Linked DNA regions of Homo sapiens: region 1 is linked to region 2. A link is an interaction called in ENCODE POLR2A ChIA-PET data of the cell type or tissue named here. Cell type or tissue: PC-3. All regions are shown on one strand. Links, peaks and the distances in the headings refer to the core of each region. The heading gives the core; the rest is flanking DNA.

Region 1 (7,498 bases), core at 1,496-6,495, 140 kb after region 2:
CATATCACCACTTCACCACCACCACACTACACCAGAATGTCTGACAATATCCTGAATACTACAGTAAAGGCTAAGTATCTTCTTGGATCAGTCTGCCAAAGTTTGCTCAAATTTTTCTATCAGCTCACAGAAAAGTTTGGTCCTAGATGATTCCCTTTGACCATGGAAAGCACTCAGTCTCATCTTGGTTGTATTTTATATAACTCACTCGAAGGCCACAGAGCCAGTCTTTAAGTGACTGTTTTTGGAGCACTAGGTCATTCTCTTCTTGGCCTGGAAAGGCTGTATGATGCTGAGGTGAAACCCATGACAAAAATCATATACTAGAGCTCTGAAGCTAATGAACATTTATTTATCCATAATTGATCCCCCAAAGCCTATGCTACAGAATCATGGGGACTCTACTCTGGGAAGATTTTAGTATCCTTTGTACTTTACCCTCATGTGAGGTAGATCTCCCAGTTTGTCCCACAACAAGAAGAGCTATTTAAAGATAATCAACATCAAAATTGTACATAATCAACCACTGTCAGGAGACAGAGTTATGAATATGCCCTGGTTGGGTCTCTTATTCAACTTACTCCCTCACTGACACAATTTAGTAAAATCCAATACAATCTCCATTCTTCCTTCTCCCTCCTTCGTGATCATAACACTGAGTGCAGCTTTGCCATTAAGTCCACAGTTGCAACTCACTGAAGCACGAGCACTGTTGGTATGGATAAAATCCTACTGCAAGGTGATCTTTTTCCTAGCTAGCAAAGATTTCCAATTTGTAAACTCCTGCATTAGAGATCAAGCAGATGTAGGGGGCTGGTCACTGCCCAGCCCAGGTTCTAACCCAGTTATTATTATTATTGTGTGAACATAAGAGCAAGAGTTATTGGATAGACGTGAATAACAAAGGGAAACTGGTTACCCAAGAGAGCCCTGGAAAATGGCTGAGATGAAAGTTCTCCCAGACCCCATTAGAGCCCGGGAATGACTCTTGAATGTATGTAACAGACACATAGGGCATCAAAGGTGGAAGAAGAGAAGCCAGGCTCACCAGATGAAACTCAATACAAACCAGTTTCCCTTTAATGTAAAAATGGCTACCCTCAGGACTCCTGTCAATCAAAACGGCTGCCTTGAGAGCATAGTCTCCTCTCAAAGTTGACATCTGGGAAGGCTGCTTGCCCAAAAGGACTTAATGAGACTCCATTTCAACTGAGGTTTAAACCTTTGACCGGGAGGTCAAAGTGCTTCTAGGAAGGGAAAGAGGGAATATGATAAGGAGAGTAAAGACTCAAGTCTTGCTGGGAAACTCACATCTAATGAAAAGGTCTGAGGCTTCCTACCAACAGACTCATCAAGGGTTTAGTATATGAAACCGGAAATAGGAAGCCTGGGGTTCTAGTCTTGACTTCCACTGGGCAAGTCATTACCTTCTCTGAACCTCAGATTTCTCACCTGTAATCTGGATTATCTGAATTAGGGATTTCTACAGTTCACTTTAAATCTAAAAACCTTTTGATTCTGTAAATTTACAGAATTAAAACTTTCAATTCTGTAAATCCATGTTATTTTCCCATATTATCTTTTCTAAGTAGCACAGTCAAGACAATGTATAGGTGTTGGCCCCAGAAAGCAGTAAATTGAAATATCAGCTCTACCCGTTTGATACATACTTAATCCCCCAGCAGAGTGGAGCACTTGTCCTAGTGTACCTGCACAAACACTCATGCTTACACAGGCACAGGTGCGGGCATCCCACATTCATACCCACAGGGCCTGCAGTGGCCCCATCCCATTCCATCTCAGAACATAAACCACGAGTGATAACGCGCCGTGTCACACTGTGCTTCCCACAAGTCTGAGCTGGCAGTACTTGATGCATTGAGGACCTGGGAAACATCTGCAGTTTTGTGATTCTTCCTCGTTTCCATTCCCACGATGATCTCTGTGCCTGCTTGGATCAGAGAAAGGTCGCCGGCTCCATCTGGCTGCCCTGCCCCCTCCATTTTCTCCCTCACCACTCCAGTCCCCCTTAGGAGTTTCTGCCCATTTTGTCACTTCCACCTGTTCTGACAGGTTCCCCTGCCTGACCCCAAGATAGCCCTTGGGGACATTAATCATATAACAGCCGGAGCTGTGAAAGAAACAAGGGTTTGGCTGGATACTGTTACCATCTCTGTCACCTACTAATCATGTTCTATGACACAGAGGGGCTTAATCAGATGGTCTGCTCTCTCATTAATCATCCTGGGCTCACTCAAACTTCACAGAGAGATTAAAGTTTAGCTCCCTGTCTCCCTGCACCTCCTCCCATCTCATCCGCCTCTAAGGCAATTTCACTAGGGGTAGGTCTCAGGTTCCTTTTGCTTTGCCAACTGGCAGGGTGACCTAAAGTGTCTGATGCCTATCAACACCACAGCGTTCAGGAGGAGGACGACGACTCTGCTTCCTTACTACTCTCCTCTCTTGGCCTCGCCAATCCACATATAATGCAGAGACGCAAAGATCAAAAATGCATTGAATGGGAAGGCAGGGAATCGCACATCTGTGCTTGTACTGAAGAGTCAAATGAAGATTTATATACCTATGAGCAATCTCCCTAACCACCTTAAAGAAGTAATAAAGGAGTATTTTCTTGTGTTTAATCAATAGTAAGGAAAATTAAATACCACAATCATTTTTAAAGTGATTCATTAAAACAGGCACTTGTGGCCAAATTGCCTGGAAATGGCCCCAACACGAGGAAAGATGCTCCCCTCTTAGGATGCTAGCCCAGGAGCCTCCTTGTCACTCTATTGAAATAATAACTTCCAGCAAAGCAAAAACAGCTTGTATCCTTTACGAATGCTTTCCAGACCAAAATAAAAATGACTGAAAGGACCCTCCAAAAATACCGAGGATGTGAGAGTCAGAACACATTTCAGCTCAGCTGATTCATTCGTATCCTGTTTGAAATTTTCTGAGCTTCAGGGGGGACAAGCAAGCCCTGGCAAAGGCCTCCAGAAAGGGCTTCTCTCCGAGTGTTGGTTTTGTACTTGCTCTGGGTGCTGTTGACTTTTGCAGCGCCTTACGATTATGGGAAACAAAGATAATATTTGCCCTCAGAGCCAGGAAAGAACAAATATTTTATCAACATCTAAATCATCTCTCATCTGGCAGGGGAGGAGGCACTCAACGCTCAGCTGCACACACGTAAGCTGATGAGGGGAAGGAAAGGGGCTGCTTGGGGACTCTCCTACCTATGTAAACTCGACCTATCAATACCTGGGATCGTATCCTTTGCAAAGAGCTCTCTCTGTGAAAATCCAAATTACCTCTGTCCTTCCAGGTGCCCCCACCACTACCCCTCATCCCAGAATGATTGCCAGAGTTCCAGGATGGGCCCTTTTTCACTTCCAAAAGTGGAAGCCAAGCCTAGGACTTGGGAAGGTGGGGTAGTTCTATGGATATTTTGGGGTGAATGAGGGCTTGCCCTGTTGTTATGTTTGTTTCCATTTACTGATCCTCTACCACTAGCCCAGAAATGACAGTAGGTGGAAACACTATCTTTCATTACACAAAGTATAAATAGTGTAATCTATCAGCGCCGTCAATCACAATGATTGATTACAGGCTGTCATAGAGAAGAGTGACATATTAGAAAAGTTTTGTTAACAATGCCTATTGCTAGTCAGCCTGCCACAGAGGCTGGTGATTAATGTGTTGTCAGCCTGTAATCCCACACCCTTGGCTAATGAGGCAGGAATTTATCATCTTTACAGAGTGGCAGATGTCAGGGAGAAAGGAATCCAAGTGCTGGAAACAATATACTTTTTCTTACTAGGCCTGACAAGTCTGACAGGCCGAAAAAAACCACAAAGCAGCTTTGTATAAGCACCAACTTAAAACGAGGAACTTTTCATTTGGCATCTTCGCTTTAAACTGTGCTGCAAACCAACCTCGATCCCTTCAGGAAAAAAGGGACAAGAAGAGAGGAGGGCACAATGCTGAGCTCTGTGAACTTTGCACCCCGTTCTTGACAGCCAGAGACCCCAGGAAAAGGTTGCCATGGCGAGCAGACAGCTCTCTTTGGAAGGGACGTCCAGAGCAACTTTTCACTTTTACCTGTGAACTTGTGGCTGGGAGAGAAACGCGGCATCAAATGGAGGCTGGGGACAGCCACATCCCTTCCCACTGCCTTGTGTGGCTTTTACCTGGAGACACATCTCAATTTCTAGAAGCACTGCCCTTTCTGCTATGGATGAGAAATGGGGGGAAATCTGAAAAAGGGGGCTTTTCATTGGTCAAGAAAAAGCAATACAGCATGAAGAGGCGACCCTTGGAAACTGACTCTCACCAACACTCTGTTCTGATTTTAAACCACTCTCAGGTTGGTTTTTTCCCCCCTCATCTTCTTTCCTCTCACTCATCTCTTCCATTTTTCATATGGGGTAGTGACAACTCTCCAAGCCCAAGAAATTCAAGCCCAGTGGAAAAAAAAAAGTCTCTAGAGGTCGTTTTAATAAATGCCTTGTCTCTCAGCATCCCATCCCCTCAACTGCGTCTGCCACCCTTCCACACAATTCTAATAACAGAGAAGACCCATCGGGCTAGGTCTTGGATCTTCTAAGACACTATGAGATGCTTCTGAATATTTCAACGCCTACTAGATTGCCCATTCTGTTCCAAGTAACTCACCACACTGGCCCCACAGGAGACACCCAATGTTTTCCATGGAGTATGGAAGAGATTTCCAAACTAGAAGATTTACACTCCTCTCCCCACTGATGCCTTCTGCCCATGCTCGGACTAACAGGAGGAAGTCAAAGGGAAAAGGCCTGGATTAAGGAGGTTAAGTCCTCTGGTTTGGAAACTTCTTGGTACCAGTGTTCTGTGAAGACTTAATATGTTGTTTATTCTCATGTCAGTTTCCAAGGCAGGGGCAAAACTTAAGTGGCAACATTCTGAGGGAGTTAATCCTTTTTCAAACACAGATACCTCTGCTGATACAGACAAACGCAATGCAAAAAGAAAAAAGAGAGAGAGAAGCAGCAACCAGAGAGAAAAACTCTGCCTTCTGTCAACAGCACCCTCAGGCTAGAACACACAGCAAAGCATTAAGTGATTTAATCTCCAAAAGGCAGCGTTCTGGCATTAAGATTGCACTGGGGGCTCCGGGAGCCGGACCTACCTAGTGCAGTAGGAGATGGGTTTAGTGGCCCAGAAGCCCACATGCCCAGAAGAAAATCCAGGGCAGTACCAGGGCCTCTTGGGGCTTCCCCAGATCCAGGGTGCTGAAGGCTGCGGACCTGGGAGACCTTCCCCCTGACGGGCTTGGGGTCAGGCGCTGCACAGCTGAGGCTCCGCGTGGAAGCGCCCCCCTCCCCACCGGCTCTTTGGGGGATCCGTGCAAGAGGCGAGCGGAACCCTGATGCTAATCAGGCGGCTCTGAGTGAAGGGTGACGAGGGCCGGCGCCGGCTCCACTCTGTCCAGGCCCCGCCGTCCTGGCCACAGATCTCACTTAGCGATAAGCAGGGAGCTGCGCAGACGCCCCATACCCTGCTCCTGCATGCCCCCAGTGTGCTCAGGGAGAGGGGCTGAATGAACCCCCCACCCAGAGCCTCCTGGCAGAAGGGAAGTTGCCCGGTGGGGCTCCCCCAGGCTCATTCCTCGCCGCTAGAAGGAGACAGGGGTCCCCGTCCGCCCTCCCGCCAGCTCCTCCAGGCTGCCAGCCCCTCCTCCTGCTCCCTTGCTCGCTCATGCAGCTTTCATTAACTCCCTCGGCCGGCAATTTCCATCCATTTGACGACAGATTAGAAGTGGAATTCAAAAAGAAAGTCACTTGACCTCCCATAATGTGCTTCTCTTAATTACATTAAAGATTTTCAAATGTAGCCATACTGGGTTTGACAGGTAAGGTTTTAATTAACTTCAGGTGGCTACTTTTAAGTGCTCCCCGGACTGGTGCCGCAACGTTGGCGTCACCTACGCTCCCAACGTGGTTCTAATTTAAACGGCTAATTTTGACGCGAAGAAAAGATGAGAGCCCACCATGCGCCCCCCCCCACCCCCATTTCGGCGGGGGTGATTTCTAAATTAGGATTAATGCAGCAAGCTGAAGCATGGTTGGAGGTTTATTTTATGGAGGGTGGAGCAAGTAAATAACATTTATCCTTTGTATACGTCTGCATATAATTACAGTAAAGTTTTCTTGTGTGTTAAATTATACAAACTCTTCAAAAGTGGGTGCCTAATGTCTTTTTCTAAAGCTGTGTTATTATTTTGGTCAAAAGTTGTTTACATTAAACAAATTCAATTTACTAAACTTTGACATGTTTGCACAACTGCATATAATTTATGCTGGAAACCTGAATCATGACTTTCAAATGAACTTTCTTGATTCTAACTTGAACATTTAGGTGTGGTGGCTTGCTCGACCCAGGTCTGAGGAGCAAGTGGTTGACTTCATTTTCTTCTGCCAAAGTCTTTTCCATTCAGTAGATGGGTATTGAGTACGGACTTCGTCCAAGCATTATGCTGGGTGCTAAGGATATCAATGATGAGCAAAAAAGATACGGTCCCTGTCCTGAGGAGCTTATTTAAGGAAGCAGAGAAGCAAAATAACACATAAAGACATGTTAAATCACAAAGGTGACAAGGGCTAGGAAGGAGAGGTACAGGCTGCTTTGAGGATCCATAAAATAGCAGGATCTGGTCTGGTCTTGGAGGAAGGCTGCCCAGGGGAAGTGATAACAAGCTAAGAACTGGAGGATGAGAAGGACAAAGTTGATTTAGGTTACTGAGAGAAGGGATTTCAGATGTGGCATGCAGAGAAAAAAAAACAAAATGAACAAAGGCCCGTTGTGGATGGAGAATGACACTTCAGAGGGACTAAAAAGTAGATGAGTAGGGGGTAGGGACAGGGATGCTGATGGTATAAGATGGAGCTGGGCTGTAGGCAGTGGGATGAGGTGAAGCATGGTGGTGCAGGCTATGGTAGTGAATACACTCTTTACCCTATGTATTAGTCCATTTTGATGCTGCTGATAAAGACATACCTGAGACTGGGAAGAAAAAGAGATTTAATTCGACTTACAGTTCCACATGGCTGGGGAGGCCTCAGAATCATGGTGGGAGGCAAAGGGCACTTCTTACATGGCAGCGGCAAGAGAAAATGAGGAGGAAGCAAAAGTGGAAACCCCTGATAAAACCATCAGATCTCATGAGGCTTATTCACTATCACGAGAAGAGCATGGGAAAGACGGGGCCCCATCATTCAATTACCTCCCCGTGGGTCCCTCCCATAACATGTGGGAATTCTGAGAGATACAATTCAAGTTGAGATTTGGGTGGGGCCACAGCCAAACCCTGTCACCCTAAAAGCAAGACTAAGCCAGTGCAAGGTTTGAAGCAGGAGGATGACCTGATTTGTCTGTATTTTGCAAAGATCTGTTCAAGGAAGCAGAGTAGACTGCAAGGGGTCAAAAGCTGATGGAAGTAAGACTAGTTTGGGGACTATAA
Region 2 (7,498 bases), core at 1,520-6,519:
ATGGACATGAGCCCAGTTCCTGGTACGAGGTGTGGGTCTGACCCAGGTGATTAGCTTAGATTGAAACGCAAGCCAGCCGGGCGCAGTAGCTCACGCCTGTAATCCCAGCACTTTGGGAGGCCGAGGCAGGCAGATCACGAGGTCAGGAGATGGAGACCATTCTGGCTAATATGGTGAAACCCCGTCTCTACTAAAAAATACAGAAAAAAAAAAATTATCCGGGCGTGGTGGCAGGCGCCTGTAGTCCCAGCTACTTGGGAGGCTGAGGCAGGAGAATGGCGTGAACCCAGGAGGTGGAGTTTGCAGTTAGCTGAGATCGCACCACTGCATTCCAGCCTGGGCAACAGAGCGAGACTCCGTCTCAAAAAAAAAAAAAAAAAAGAAAAGAAAAGAAACGCAAGTCAATCCAGCCAATAAAAGTCAGTCTTGAAATTTTGTCTTGAACTATTGGAACAAGCTCTCTTTCCAGTAGGGTTGCTAAGCTGGCAAGAAGTAATCCATTTGCTGATATTGGCCATCTTATCAAAATTTATTTCTTAAAAATGCTCACTTCAGTGGTACCTATACTCAAATTATAATGATACAGAGAAGATTAGCATGGCCCCTGCACAAGGATGGCATATGAATTTGTGTAGTTCATATATTTCAGAGAAGGAAAAGGGTGCAGAAAACATAGTTAATAAAGTAATAGCTGAAAACTTTCCAAGTCTTGGAAGAAAGATAGACATCCAGATCCAGGAAGATCAAGGAACTCCAAATAGAGTCACCCCAAACAGGTTCTCTTGGAGGCACATTATACTCAAATTGTCAAAAGTCAAAGTCAAAGATTGAATCCTAAAAACAGCAAGAGAAAAGCATCAAGTCACATATAAGGGAACTCTCATTACATTAATAATGGGTTTCTCCGCAGAAACCTTATAGGCCAAGAGAGAATGGGATGACATATTCAAAGTACTAAAAGAAAAAAAAATGTCAGCCAAGAATATTATACCTAGCAAAGCTATCCTTTAGAAATTAAGAAGAAATAAAATCTTTTTCAGACAAGCTAAAACTAAGTGGATTCATCACCACTAGATTGGCCTTACAAGAAATGCTCAAGGAAGCCTTACATCTGGAAAATCTTCATCATCATCATGAAAACATGCAAAAAATGGCTATAAAACTCACTGGTAGGGACAATACACAAGGAAGAAAGAGAAAAGAAGCAAGGCAATACACAAAAGAAGAAGAGAAACCTATCACTACAGGGAACATCTAAGTCCAAAATTAAATAATAAGAGAGGAAGTAAAGAACAAAATATACCAAACAACCAGGAAACAACGAATAAAATGACAAGAGTAAGTCCTCACCTATCAGTAATAACCTTGTATGTAAATGGATTAAATTCTCCAATTAAAAAACATAGACAGGATGAATGGGTTTAAAAAAAAAAGATCCAATTATATGCTGTTGACAAGAAACTCACCTCACATGTAAAGACATATGTAGACTTGAACTGAAGGGATGGAAAAAGATATCCCACACAAAGAGAAACCAAAAGCAAGCATAAGTAGCTACACTTATATCAGACAAAACAGACTTCAGGTAAAAAGTTCTAAAAAGAGATAAAGAAGGATATTATATGATAACAAAGGGATCAATTAAGCAAGAGAATATAAGAACTGTAAATATATATGCACCCAACACCAGAACACTGATATATACATATATATATATGTAACAAATATTATTAGATCTAAAGGGAGAGATAGACCCCAATACAATAGTAGTTGGGGACTTCAACACCTTACTCTCAGCATTGGACAGATCATCTAGAAAGAAAATCAACAAAGAAATGCTGGAATTAAACTGCACCAGAGACCAAATGGACTTAACAGACATGTAGGTAACATTTCAGCCAACAGCTACAGAATACACATTATTATCAGCAGATGCAACATTCTCCAGGATAGACCATATGTTACACCACAAAACAAGTCTCAACAAATTTTGATAAGTCAAAATTATATCAAGCATCTTCTCAGATGACAATAGAATAAAACTAGAAGTCAATAACAAAAGGAATGCTGGAAACTGTATGAATATATGGAAATTAAACAACATACTCCTGAACAACCAATGAGTGAAGGAAAAAATTAAGAATGAAAATAGGCAAATGATCTAAACAGACATTGCTCAAAAGAAGACATACGAATGGCCAAGAAATATATTTTCAAATACCCAACATCACTAATCATCAAGGAAACGTAAATCAAAACACCAATGAGATAGCATCTCACCCCATTTAGAATGGCCATTATCAAAAAGATAAAAAATAACAAATGTTGGTGAGGATAGAGAAAAAAAGGAACTCTTTACACTGTTGGTGGGAATGTAAATTTGTACAGCCACTATGGAGAACAGTATCGAGGTTCCTTAAAAACTACAAATAAAACTGCCATATGATCCAGAAATCCTTCTACTAAGAATGTATATAAAGGAAAGGAAATCATCATATCAAAAAGACATCTGCACTCCCATATTTATTGCAGCACTATTCACAATAGCCAAGATATGGACTCAGCCTAGGTATCCAACAACGGAATAGTAGATAAAGAAAATGTGATATATATACACACAATGGAATATCACTCAGCCATAAAAATAAATTAAATCCTGTCATTCACGGCAACATGGATAAAACTGGAGGATATTATGTTAAGCGAAATAAGTCAGGAACAGAACTAACTAAACACCACATGTTCTCACTCATATTGTGGAAGCTAAAAAAAGATGATCTCATAGAAATGAAAAGTGGAAGAGATGATACAAGAGGCTGGGAAGGGTAAAGCAAAGAGAGGGTTAGGGAGATTTGTTAAAGGATGAAAAATTACAGCCAGATAAGAGGAATAATTTCTCATGTTAAAAAAACATTGTAGGATGATTACAGTTAACAATAATATATTATATCATTCCCAGTAGCTAGAAGAAGGATATTGAATGTTCCCAACATAAAGAAATGAAAAATGTTTGCGATGAGGGATATGCTAATTACACTGATCAGATCATGCAATACATTATATGTATTGAAACATCACTAGGTATCCCATAAATATGTACAAGTATTATATGCCAAGTAAAAAAAATACATTTAATTTAAAAAGGCTACATGAACTACATAAAAAAGTAGAACTGAGACGAAGTATGAAGATGGAAATTACTGCCAATGTTACTTGAATACCTGGAGATAACACAACCCTTATGGGTAGGTGGTAGATTATTCACAAAAAAGGCTGCAAAAATTTCTTTTACCTCTATACATACTTCCCTGGGCAATGTAACCTTACTGCTTTACCATCAAGAGGTAGAGTCTGGTTCTCCACCCCTCGTATGTGGACTTGGCCATGTAACAAGTTTTGTCCAATGAGTCATTAACAAATGTTATACAAGGAAATGCCTAAAAGGTACTTGAGCATGGAGTTTTCCTTCTCCTGTTAAGGGAACCTTTCTCCCACCAGGTAACATGCCCAGGCTAGCTTTCTGGAAGAAGAGAGATCACATGGAAAGCTATTCCAGCCATCTCAACTGAGCCCCAGACATGTGAGGCCATTTGTGACCATCCAGCCCCAACCAAGTCAGTCCAGATAAGAAGCACCCAGCCAACCCACAGGACTGTGACCTTATATATAACTCTTATTTTAAGCCATTAAATTTCGAGGTGGTTTGTTGCAAGATAAAAGGAAATTGATAAAGTATTAAATTACATATTTTTTCAGCAATTTGAATTGTTTTATCATCTGTAACCAAAATAAAAATAAAAATACCCAGTGCTGGCCAGGTGCCGTGGCTCACACCTGTAATCCCAGCACTTTGGGAGGCTGAGGTAGGTGGATCACCTGAGGTCAGGAGTTCGAGACCAGCCTGGCCAACATGGTGAAACTCCGTCTCTACTAAAAATACAAAAATTAGCCAGGTGTGGTGGTGGGTGCCTGTAATCCCAGCTACTCAGGAGGCTGAGGCAGGAGAATTGCTTAAACCTGGGAGCCAGAGGTTGCAGTGAGCTGAGATCATGCCATTGCACTCCAGCCTGGGCAACAAGAGTGAGACTTTGTCTCAAAAAAAAAAAAAAGAAAAAGAAAATACCCAGTGCCATAGCTAGCATATTTGATACCCAGAGCAGATAATTATTAATACCCCTTCCTCCATAAAACAAAATTCTTTTCAGTTATAAGCACGTAATTAGTAATTATTATTTTTTTAATTTGCTTTTGTTTTGAAATAATTAACAATTAAAAAGAAAATTAAATTTTTAATGTAAAGCTATTATTCAAATATATTAGAGATCTTCATGCATAAACTTAAATTTGCACTTACCAAAGACAAAATAGTACACTTCATGGTTTGTATTTTATTTTATTGTTTTAAATATTAAAAACAAGTAAATGCTCCAAGTAGTCTCATTGAATGACAGAACTAACTCAAGACCTGTTTCTTTATCTCTCAATCATTTTTCTACGACTGCCTAGTTCAAATATATTGTTCAAATGCAGAAATATATGCTACCAAGGTTTTAGAGACACTGACTGTGATGTGATCTCTAATATTCCAAACCACTGTGAATTTACAGCTAAGTTCATGTATGCTAAGGCTTCCTGGAGAGCTAGGAGTTCCCCAGAGTAACTCCATATAGAATACGATGTGTCTTAAAAGATAAACTTTTAAGTGTGTTAAAATGTAATAAATATTAACAATAATAGTCATTATTTTAAAATACAACAGAACTCCTGGCAATTACTTAGAACTTAGATTGACAGCTTTTTTCCAGAGATGAGTATTTTTATCACTTTAATTGCCTGAATTGCCAGTTCATGGTGATAACAGAATATACACAAAATTTTAGTTGGTTTTATTATTGTTTTAAAACTTTCTACAAACAATGCATCCCCTCATTGTCTGTACCTGGAGCAGACCACTGTCTTCCCCCCTGCCCTTGATATGCCACTGTGAATAACGCTGGAAATAAGCTTCATTCATGTTGAGAATTACATTCTCCAAAGGACTCCGACTGAAGCACAACAGAGTGTTTAATGAATATGTTTGCATGTGGGAGAAAATTCCCAGCAAGATAATTTCAATATTGACCTAAAATTTCCAAGTTTCCTAGAAAGAGAAATGAAGACCATTGATGGCTCTAAGTATTTCAGCACAGTGACCAGTAGAACTAACTTAACATTGGAGGAAAAAGTGCTTAAATAGTCTTCACTGTGATACTCTATTGCAATTTACTGTAAAATCCTTCTAATTCCAGAAAATTATTATGGTTCTCTGGACCAAGACAAGCCAACAAACAATAACCTATTTCCAATTAATCATACACTCCTTTAAGGTGAGTTCCCTCTTTCAGGATTCAGGAAAAGCCTCAGATTTTCTTGAGAGAGCTAAAGATATTACACAATGAGCCATAGAATTAGAAGAATGAAACTGGTCACATGATGCCATTGATCTATATAAACCTATTTCCATTGAATGTCCATTTGACTTGACTACATATGTTATTCATCTGCTTTATAGCTGGTCAGTTGTATCTTAGTAAATTAAATCCCCTTCAGACTGAAACATATTTTATTCTCTCTAATATGTGCCTTTCTGCTACATTTTATTCCATTTGGTATACTTCCTAATCAATTCTTTTGTGAGCTTCATTTCATTCAGCACAATGTATCCATTGTTAGGATTTATTTCTTTCGGAATGATTTAAATCTATTTTGCTCCATGCTGCTTTAAAGCTACTGTATGCACTATCAATTCCCATCCACTGGGCCATGTGGTCTGGTTCATACTCCATCTTCTTGGTTGAGGAAAGATATACTTTCCTAGCTTGGTCTGATGTGAAATGACAGTTGCTTTTTATCTATCCTGGCAATGGCTGTGGACTGAATAATAAGAATGATATGTAGCCATGTGTAGGAATGTCAGTGTATTTCAGGCATCCAAGGTTGAGATGGGTAACAGTGGGCTCCTAAAATCCTTATTATGAAGTCATCCTTCAGAATCTATGCTTCTAAAATTCTAGGTATCATTTCCAACAGAGGAAATGCAACACACAATCATCAAGCACTCTCATAAATCCTTGCTGACTTAAGGACAGCGGAAGATTGCCTTCTTTGGTAGTATTAATTGTGAGTCACTTTTAATTTTGGTTGGCCCAAACTTTATGTTCTTTCTTAGCCTTCAAAAGTTCATTTTGCACCATAAAATTATTTTATTCTTCATAGAGAAAAAAACAAAAGGCAATGAAAGACTTGATTTTAATGACCTTTTTGGTGACTCACTTTCTAATTAAGAAAACTAGAAAAGGTCTGGGGGGAAAGCCCAAAGAGGTGAACGAATAAAAGAACAAATCATGTTGCTGGCTATGAGCAGATCAGTTGATTTGAAAGGCTGAGTGAAAATAGGGAAAGTCTGGAAGGTTAGGCCAAAAAAGTACATTGAGTTCAAGGTTAAGTGGACCTCAGAAGCCAGGCTAAGGGTTTGTGGCTGTAACCCAAATGCGAGGAGGAGGCCCTAAAGGTTTTTCAACATGGAGTTGACATGATAAAGGCACATTGTTCCTATAAAACCGGTCGTAACTTCTAAAATAAAATGAACTTGAACTAAACTCACGGTGGTGGGTAATCATGCCCAGAATGTGACAGTGGAAGAGAACACCTTGCTGAAAAGAAAGGTATTTCCAATAGAGAGAGAGGAGAGGAGAAGAGGTGAAGAGGGAAAATCCTTTTTGGAAACCAGGAAAATCAGGCAGAAGTGCATTTAGTGAACATATTCAAAAAGTAGCAACATAATATACATTATATAGCAGAACAAATGCCAACATGATCAAACTTAAAAAATAAAAAGATTGGTGGTATGGAAGATATGAGACCCCTAGGAGAAAGTGACCGTGCCTAATTGGAGATAACTTTGCATATTTTGGAACACAAATATATGAATACTCTTGATTGGATTTGCTTTATTTTTAAGAGACTATAGCATTTCAGTATAGTATAGTATAGCATAGCATAGCATAGCATAGCATAGCATAGCATAGCATAGCATAGCATAGCATAGGATAGGATAGGATAGGATGGTATGGTATGGTATGGTATGGTATGGTATGGTATGGTATAGTATAGTATAGTATAGTAATTTCCACAGATATTGATCCTAATAGGACATGAAATTCAAGAAGGAAGGATGCTACTAAAAGTGAAATTCTGAGTATATAATTATGAATATTGACAACAAGGAAGGAAGGTTGGGGAAGCTTGAGGATAGGGAAGCAGTGAAAGAAACCAAACTAGTATAACTGTATGGGGCATATTCTAGTGAATTCAGATTTTAAGAAGTCACTTATGAAAACCATGCTCAAAGGAAGAAAATAAGTCTACTGTTGGAAAATGGTTGTTAAAAAAAGAAATCCCAAATGACAGAGGAAAGGCAGAATGATTAAAACTAAGCTCTTGTTTTGTCATTATTTTC

Evidence for each region. Peaks named below come from ENCODE experiments on the same cell type or tissue, not always from the same donor. Only the 100,000 strongest peaks of a DNase experiment are listed, where the experiment ranks them.
Region 1: POLR2A ChIA-PET joins it to region 2 with 5 read pairs; 5 of 35 experiments call an interaction of 5 or more read pairs at or near these places.

What each region holds. Positions count from the first base shown.
Region 1 is chr10:76,110,355-76,117,852 of GRCh38, reverse strand. All of the region lies in intron 5 of LRMDA (leucine rich melanocyte differentiation associated), which reads right to left. Among named protein-coding and RNA genes, the nearest start is that of MIR606, 560 kb to the right of the region's middle. RefSeq lists an enhancer at 4,871-5,424. In PC-3, for the core only: no CTCF peak of the experiment used is centred there; DNase peaks (open chromatin) are centred at 2,072, 2,202, 3,152 and 3,752; H3K4me3 peaks cover 525 bases; H3K27ac peaks cover 1,634 bases; H3K27me3 peaks cover 2,686 bases.
Region 2 is chr10:76,253,948-76,261,445 of GRCh38, reverse strand. The region is part of intron 5 of LRMDA (leucine rich melanocyte differentiation associated); the gene reads right to left. It also overlaps the pseudogene RNU6-673P. Among named protein-coding and RNA genes, the nearest start is that of KCNMA1-AS1, 630 kb to the left of the region's middle. In PC-3, for the core only: no CTCF peak of the experiment used is centred there; a DNase peak (open chromatin) is centred at 3,405; H3K27me3 peaks cover 1,142 bases.